Regions from separate parts of the Homo sapiens genome. Here region 1 is linked to region 2. Evidence: read pairs that join two places in POLR2A ChIA-PET (ENCODE). Cell type or tissue: PC-3. All regions are shown on one strand.

Region 1 (4,000 bases), 1.3 Mb after region 2:
CTGTGCTCAAGTTGGTGGCATCTAATTGCTTAAGTCTTTGATCAGTCTCCTCAGCATATGCTTGTTTTTGATACACCAATGGCTCCTTCCGCTTTTCTGTGAAGTGGCTGACCTGCCTATCCCTCTTATGGTGGAACCTCCCTTCCGTGAGCACCTAGGCATCCGTGGCACGGCCAGGGTGGAGATGGGTCTCTGCCCTGCCACGCACGACTGCTTAGCCACTTTCCATTGGCCAAGACACCGCGCTGCCTAGTGACATTGGTTTTGGCAAATCCAGGGTCAGTGTGACAGCCAGCAGGTGGACACACACAGCAGGGTGAGAGATGGCAGCGGCTCCCGGCGATGAGGAAGGTGGGGCTTCCCCAGCCAGGCGAATCCGCTGTGGTTCTTCATGCAGCATTCGCAGAGCAGTGTGCAGTGGGACTCGGGAAGATGGGGCGAGCCCTTGAACCCTATCCTCTCTCATCAACAGAACGGATGCTCTGCTCCTGAGACTGTCGCTGGTGGTTGGCAAAGAGGTGTTTTACACCGCCCTCTGGGGGAGCGTCCTGGCCAGCCCGTCCATCCGCCTCCCTGCCTCAGTCTTCGTGGTGGGCCACATCAACAGGGATGCCCCCGGCCGGGAGCAGAAGTACATGCTGGGGACCAATCACCAACTCACGGTGGGTGCTGTGTTCCTCACAGGGCATGGGGAGGAGGCGACATGTGGGCACAGCATCCTCATGGGCAGGTTGTCACTGAAGCTGCAAAGGGACATCCAGGAAAGGGAGGTGCACCAAGCTTAAGTCTGGGTAACGAACGGCTGAGCAAGGCGAGAAGGAGGCCTTGTGCAGTTGAGGCTGGTGGTGGCTTTTTTAACATATGCATTAAGGTTTTTTTTGTTTTTGTTTTTGTTTTGAGACGGAGTCTCGCTCTGTCGCCGAGGCTGGGGTGCAGTGGCACAACCTCGACTCACTGCAAGCTTCGCCTCCCGGGTTCAAGCAATTCTCCTCTCTCAGCCTCCCGAGTAGCTGGGATTACAGGCACCCACCACCATGCCCGGCTAATTTTTGTGTTTTTAGTAGAGATGGGGTTTCACCATGTTGGCCAGGATGGTCTCGAACTGCCTGCCTGGCGGGTGATCCACCCACCGCGGCCTCCCAAAGTGGCATTAAGATTCATACATTCAAATAAGTGTTCACACCCTCAGAGGTCCCTTCTGGAGGCCCCTGGCTTTGCAGAAATGTGCTTAGCTGCACACGGCGCTCAGACGGCCTCTGCACGCAGAGGGTCTGCTGCATTGGCGGGTCTTTGTTTCCTTCCTCTGTCCTGTGTCACGGGGGCCACTGCCCACTCACACATGGAAACCCCCTCCTCCCTTGGCGTCCTCCCCCTCCTCTCTTGTCTCCATTGGCTGCTCTCAAACCTAAATTATTGGGGTCCCCCAGGTATCCATCTCCAGGCCCTTCAAGGGAAGCTCTCTTCCCTGGTAACGACATCCCTTCTCGTGCCCTTAGAAATGGTAACCTCCCAGATCTTTGTCTCTTTTCCCCAAACCTGCCTCTTGTGCTTTTGTGTCTTGCTGTCTTTCGCCACCTGGTGGTGTTCCCACACTTTGATCTTAAAGTGTTCAGATTGAATTCGCAGGTGAGAAGATCTGCAGCTGAGTGTGAATTACCCTCTGGTTCCATTTCTCTTTGCAAAATGGGGGTTGTAGACCTGCTTCACAGGATCTCTCTGATGACAAGGTGGAAAAATGGATGAAAAGCGCCTCGCACAATGATCAGGACACAGGCGACCCCGATGAACACGTCCCTTTCCTGCCCCGTCAGTATCCCCTTTGTCTCTTTCTCTCCATCGTCTCAGCCCTGCTCTGGCTTCTTGTCTCTTACTCTTGGATCTGACTGGTTTCTTCCCATCCCAAATCTGCTAAGAGATTTGGGATGGGGAGAAAGCCTAGCTTTGCTCATATGTATCCTGTGCTTTAAAAATGTCTGACTTCCCGGCTGGGTGCGGTGACTCATGCCTGTAATCTCAGCACTTTGGGAGCCCTGAGGCAGGTGAATCACTTGAGGTCAGGAGGTCAAGAGCAGCCGGGCCAACATGATGAAACCCCACGTTTATTAAAAATACAAAAATTAGCCTGGGCGCAGTGGCTCATGCCTGTAATCTCAGCACTTTGGGAGGCCGAGGCGGGTGGATTACCTGAGGCCAGGAGTTCAAGACCACCCTGGCCAACATGGTGAAACCCCGTCTCTACTAAAAATACAAAAATGAGCTGGGTGTGGTGATGGGCGCCCGTAGTCCCAGCTACTCAGGAGGCTGAGACAAAGGAATCGCTTGAACCTGGGAGGCGGGGGTTGCAGTGAGCTAAGATTGCACCACTGCACTCCAGCCTGGGTGTCAAAGCGAGACTCTGTCTGAAAAACAAACAAAAAAAATTAGCAGAGCATGGTGGCGGGCACCTATAATCCCAGCTACTCAGCTGTCTGAGACACGAGAATCGCTTGAACGCCGGTGGCAGAGGTTGCAGTGAGTCAAGATCACACCACTGCACTCCAGCCTGAGTGACAGAGCAAGACCCTGTCTCAAAGAAAATAAAAAAATAAAAATATCTGACTTCCCATTGCCAACAGCTATAGTCCAAGCTCAAGAGCATTCTAACCATCTGCTCCCAGCCACAGCACCTCACTCTTCCCTGCAGGCCCTGCGCTCCCACACGACTGCCACAGGGCCTGGCCTCACAGTGCCTTTGCTCCCGGCTGTTCCCTTCTGTCCCCCTGGCTGTGCATTCCTGCCCTTCTTCGAGGTCTCAGTGTAGCTCCTTCCTGTTCTTCAAGCCCAGCTTTCCCGTGGAGCATCATTGTTCTCTGCAGTTGAAAGAGCTCTCCTCTTCTGAACTCTGAGCGTTTGTCTGTGGCTCTAATTTCTTATGCATCTCTAGTCTACCTATCTGTATTCAGAAAAGACACTCAGAATATCTACTGAATTGATCAGGAATTATTTTCCCATGTGTCTTCAGAGCTTTAGTTTAAGGTTCCTGTTGGATCCTTTCTGGGATCGTAGAATTTGAGATCATAGAACCCGGCCATCTGGTCCAAACCCCTCCGGCTCTCACGTGGAACAGTGAGGTCTGCAGCTGAACGTCTTCTCCGATGTCACGCAGCCTGTGGCCTCGAGAGCTAGAACCCACACCCTCCTGACCTGTGGCTGCTGGTTCTCTTCTGAGTGATATAACGCAGGAGTTTCAAGATTCCCGGGAAAGGTTACTTTCGTTTTTATGACCATAAAGAGTAGCCTGAAAATGCTAGTGCCGTTTGATCGTTTACAGGTGAAGTCTTTGCGTGCCTCCCTGTTGGACTCAAATGTTCTTGTGCAAAGAAATAATCTGGAAATCGTTCTGTTTTTCTTCCCATTTTATACCTGTCTGGTAAGTAATTTGTACTCTTCTGGTAAGTCACTGGTGTTTCCCAAGGGGTGGGATATAGATCTCAAGCAGTTCTGTCGTACGAGGACAGCTCAGCCACTCATGGGCATTATTTGCTGGTAGCCAGTGAAAAGTCCTTGTTCATTTTTGCAAGGATAGCGTTTTCATTGCACGTATTGAATAGCTTCTTTCCATGGGTAATGTGTAAGGAACCAGCCCATTTTGAGATAGAGCTTTGCAGACCAGCAAGGAAGGGCTGCGTGTCAAAAAGTCAGCAATCTGCCCTATCATTCCCTTGCAGTAAATTTCTCTGTCCTTCTAATAGGATTCCAATGAGAGAGCCATCCCCCTCCTCAGATCTGACATCGTGCGCATTCTCTCAGCCGCCACCCAGACCCTACTGAGAAGGGACATGTCCCTGAACAGAAGACTGTATGCATGGTTACTAGGTACTGAGCAGTATACACCCTTTTAAAGTCAAAGTTAATATGAAACCTTTTAGTGCTGACTTCTGGAATAAGATTTGGTCTTGGTGATGTATCTCTGAATCATGAAGTATGGAAAGATACCACAATGACTAAATATGGCACTGGT
Region 2 (4,000 bases):
GTGGTTTCAAGGAGATCTACTTTCTTAATTAGACAAACCAGACCCCGGCGATAACAAAAACACAGGTGTTACCAAAACAGCACAGGTTCAAGAAAATGTCTAGCTCATTTGTACATGTATTTATTCATTTTCAGGTGTCTACTATATGCGGCATAGGGCTAAGCTGGCCCTCCATGATCAATGCAAAGTTCCAAATTCACAAATTTTTGGCCTAGGGTCTGTGGATCCCCAGAAGGTCCATAAATGAGTTCTGGTAGCCTAGAAACTGAAATGATATACGTAATTCTGTGTGTAAGTGAACACGTGCATTTTTTTTTTGTCCTTGGAAAAAGCCTTCCAAAGGATTTTCAAAAGTATCTATGATGTTCCCCAAAGATTAAAAATCATATTCTAAGAAAAAACTAGAAAGAAATGTGCAGTAGACCATCTTTCCTCCTGCAGCAACAATGCAGCTGATAAAGCAGCTGGAGAGATTTCTTCTTTGGTTCTGAAATGAAATTACTAAAGCTGTATTTCCTGATTGATCAGTTATTCTCTGACTGATTAAATACTCCAACTGGGATGAAGCAGTCACAGATTTCATTGCTAAAATTTCTTTTTCTTTTTTCTTTTTTTAGATGGAGTTTTGCTCTTGTTGCCCAGACTGGAGTGCAGTGGCGCAACCTCGGCTCACTGCAACCTCTACCTCCTGGGTTCAAGCGATTCTCCTGCCTCATCCTCCTGAGTAGCTGGGATTACAGGCGCCCGCCACCACACCTGGCTAATTTTTTGTATTTTTAGTAGAGATGGCGGTGTCACCATGTTGGCCAGGCTGGTCTTGAACTCCTGACCTCAGGTGATCCACCCACCTCGGCCTCCCAAAGTGCTGGGATTACAGGTGTGAGCCACTGTGCCCGGATACCAATTGCTAAAATTTCTTAAATTTCTCTCAGCTGAAGCCATGATACACTTTCTTGTCATTCTAAAGGTGGCAGGTGATGTAGCACTTGCCTCAACTGCAGATGTAAACTGATATAAGCTGCTCAGTGAATTCGTTTCACATAAGAGAATTCCTTTTGACCCTGAACTTCAATTTTTTGGGGGTGTCATGGAGTCCCAGTCCATTTGGCTAAAATGTGAATTATTCTGAACAATAACCTCTGTGCTCACATGACCTCTGGAGTTCAGCCCGGTCCCCAGAGCTCCCTAACCCTCATCTCCTGGGAGCTGCTATCTCTTCCTCCTTTGTAAAGGAGCGGTCGATTTACATGGAGATACTGAATCAAAGAGAGAAACATTCCAAGGGTGAGATACACTCTGAACCAAGATTTAAACTGCCAAGGAGAAAAAGGAGGGAATGGAAGAAAAGAGAGAAGGTTCAGGCTTCTACAGGGCCAGTGTAGCCAGCGAGGCCATCAAAGCCGGACAGGCAGGTTTTCCCAGTTACGGAATGAACCCGAGGTTAGGAGCTGTGATCCTGGATGGCAGCCAGCGCCCAGATAGATTCGTTTTGTAGAACAGAGAAAAACCCTTCCATGTTCAACCTCTGGCAGTTTCTATGAGGTTTACAATCCCCATGGACTGGCAGCTGGTCACAGAAAGAGAACTTCTTTCTCTACCTTTCATTTTGCACCACTTACTAGGCCCCTTGGAGAATCCATCAGACTGGTGGCTTTTGACAGAATTCAAAATTGGCACTGAAAGTTTGGATGAGCCAAGAGCCAGGGCCTTCTGAGCCATGGCGTGGTGTGTTCATGCCAAGGGTATATTTTCAAGCACATTTTCAAAAACAGAAAATGAGACAGTTGTCTTAAGATCACTTAATAAAACGTAATGAAACTGTTAAAGGTAAGATTCAGTGAGGAAGATTAAGACTAATTGTTAAAATTAGTCAGAATGATCTGCTCTCTTCCTAATGGGAAGCAAATTGCAAAAAAAAAAAAAAAGAAGAAGAAGGAAAAAGAAAGAAAAAAATCTGGCAGGCTTTGGTGTTGACACTTACACTTGAAAGAGAAAAATCAAGTTATATTTTATGACTATGGAAAGAAATTATGACAGAGTCAAATCGGGCCTTCAGACAGCTCATTTACTTTTGTAGCGCTGACTAAAAAAAAAAAAAAAAATATATATATATATATACACACACACATATATATATACATCTCAAGACCAACAATATTCATATCCACAGTAATTACAATTGGGTCAAATGTTCCATTAGGGTTTCCGTATTTTTTATTGCTTATTATCACTGGTGGGAAGGAGAGTCTGTTCAAAATATTGTCTGTTTATGGCATTTCAATTAATTTTCTCATTCCAGAGTATGGGAAGACAGCCCAGCCTTGGTTGCAGCTATTTTACTTTTTGGGGTTTATGCAAACTCAAGGGCATACTGGCACGAATCCTGCAGCCAAATGCAAACACTCCACACCTTGGGGAAACAGTTCACTGTTACCCAAGTAAACACAAGCACCTATTAGTCACCCACTCAAAACAGAAATGGTCAATGAGGGATGCAAGATCAGCCATCAATGCCAGAAAAGAAAGCACACTGCTTTCAAAATCTCATTTTTTTATTATCACTGGTTTACTGTGCATTGCCGGAAAGCCACTACTGAACTTCTTGTGGGAAAATGTCACTGGCACGGATCACTAAATAGTTTTTAAAACTTTTATGACCAAAACCTAACTTGAAGACCCACACAGATGCATAGTATGATGATAACACTTTCTCTAGAAAAGCAATTCAATGATACTTAGCTATTGATTCCTAACAGCAGAAATCCACAAGAACTGAATTAAGAGAGTTAGCTAGGCCGATGGGCATGGACCAGGCTGTGGGGCCTTTGTTTTTTATTGGCTTCTCACCCACTCTGCCAGCTACTCATCCGAAGCCTTTAAGATGTTTTCTAGACACACATCTCTGAATCATAATGCAAATTCCATTTACTGAAAGGTGGGGACTTTTAATACAACAAGTGAACCCATTTAATGACTTATGCTTTTATATCTTATAGCATCACTCATGCTTTCAAAAAGTGGATATAATTTTCTTTGCATTACCCTATTATTAATATAGTACTATGAATATATATTTTCAATCACATTATATAAATTTTTTATTTTCTCCAGCTATGATTCTATTATGAAAATGCTCCAGATAGCTAGGATAGCAAAAATAATCACCAAAATAATCAACTCACATTTACCCCTTTCTCCTTTCTGACTAATCAAATTCTCTGAGAACTGAGATTTTCTTGTTTTTAAATGCCTTTTTAAAGAGTAATAATTTCTCTTATTTTAAATGTTGTTTGATTGGTGCTTCCATTTTTTTCAATACGAGAACTATTACTGTTATTTAGGTATTTACCATAAGTCTTTTTATTATACTTGAAATAACTTATTTGTAAGCTTAATCGGTACTATATTACAAAAAATGAGTTTAAAAAACTATCTTACCTCCCTCAACTAAACTTTTACTACTTGTTGCTATTTATAAAATATGATTTGGTTCTTACAATGTAAAGAAAACATAATACTTGAAAATAATTGGAAACCAGAAAAAATTACAATAAGCCAAGATTCCTATTTCTGCTCTAATGCTTTGATAATGAGTTAAAGGCAAGGAAAAATAAAATCACACATGGAGCTGAAGTAATGCAACAATTTCTTGGATAATCCAATCTCTAATATTATTAGTATCTAAAATGCTAACCAGGCCCAACCCCTCCTCCTAAATAAGGCATTGAAAAGAAATACAACAGGAAGATCATACTGCCATCAATGGTACTAACATTATTTCTTCATGTCTTTTTCTAAAAAGGTAAGCTTGCTTGAAACCATGTTTCAACATCATACACTAGAAATCCCTAAAATTATTAGAAGTGGTCATTCGAAACTCTGTCACTTTTCACAGATAGCCCACAGATCATACGTCAACAGTTTCCATTAAATAGCTTTTGTATTGTTATCCAAGAGAGAATCCTCATTGTAATTGTATAATCCTAGTTTCATTAAAGTC

The links. Peaks named below come from ENCODE experiments on the same cell type or tissue, not always from the same donor. Only the 100,000 strongest peaks of a DNase experiment are listed, where the experiment ranks them.
Region 1: POLR2A ChIA-PET joins it to region 2 with 5 read pairs; 1 of 35 experiments calls an interaction of 5 or more read pairs at or near these places.

The regions. Positions count from the first base shown.
Region 1 is chr21:36,208,243-36,212,242 of GRCh38, forward strand. DOP1B (DOP1 leucine zipper like protein B) reads left to right here. Exons shown (of 37, transcript NM_001320714.2): 5 at 473-662; 6 at 3,311-3,409; 7 at 3,732-3,855. Among named protein-coding and RNA genes, the nearest start is that of DOP1B, 53 kb to the left of the region's middle. RefSeq lists a silencer at 1,429-1,723 and an enhancer at 2,328-3,262. In PC-3, CTCF peaks have their summits at 1,588 (motif pointing left) and 1,789; DNase peaks (open chromatin) are centred at 1,569, 2,009 and 3,959; H3K4me3 peaks cover 401 bases; H3K27ac peaks cover 3,107 bases.
Region 2 is chr21:34,876,260-34,880,259 of GRCh38, forward strand. All of the region lies in intron 5 of RUNX1 (RUNX family transcription factor 1), which reads right to left. All of the region lies in intron 1 of RUNX1-AS1 (RUNX1 antisense RNA 1), which reads left to right. Among named protein-coding and RNA genes, the nearest start is that of RUNX1-AS1, 42 kb to the left of the region's middle. In PC-3, no CTCF peak of the experiment used is centred here; DNase peaks (open chromatin) are centred at 1,442, 2,432 and 2,872; H3K4me3 peaks cover 2,475 bases; H3K27ac peaks cover 3,132 bases.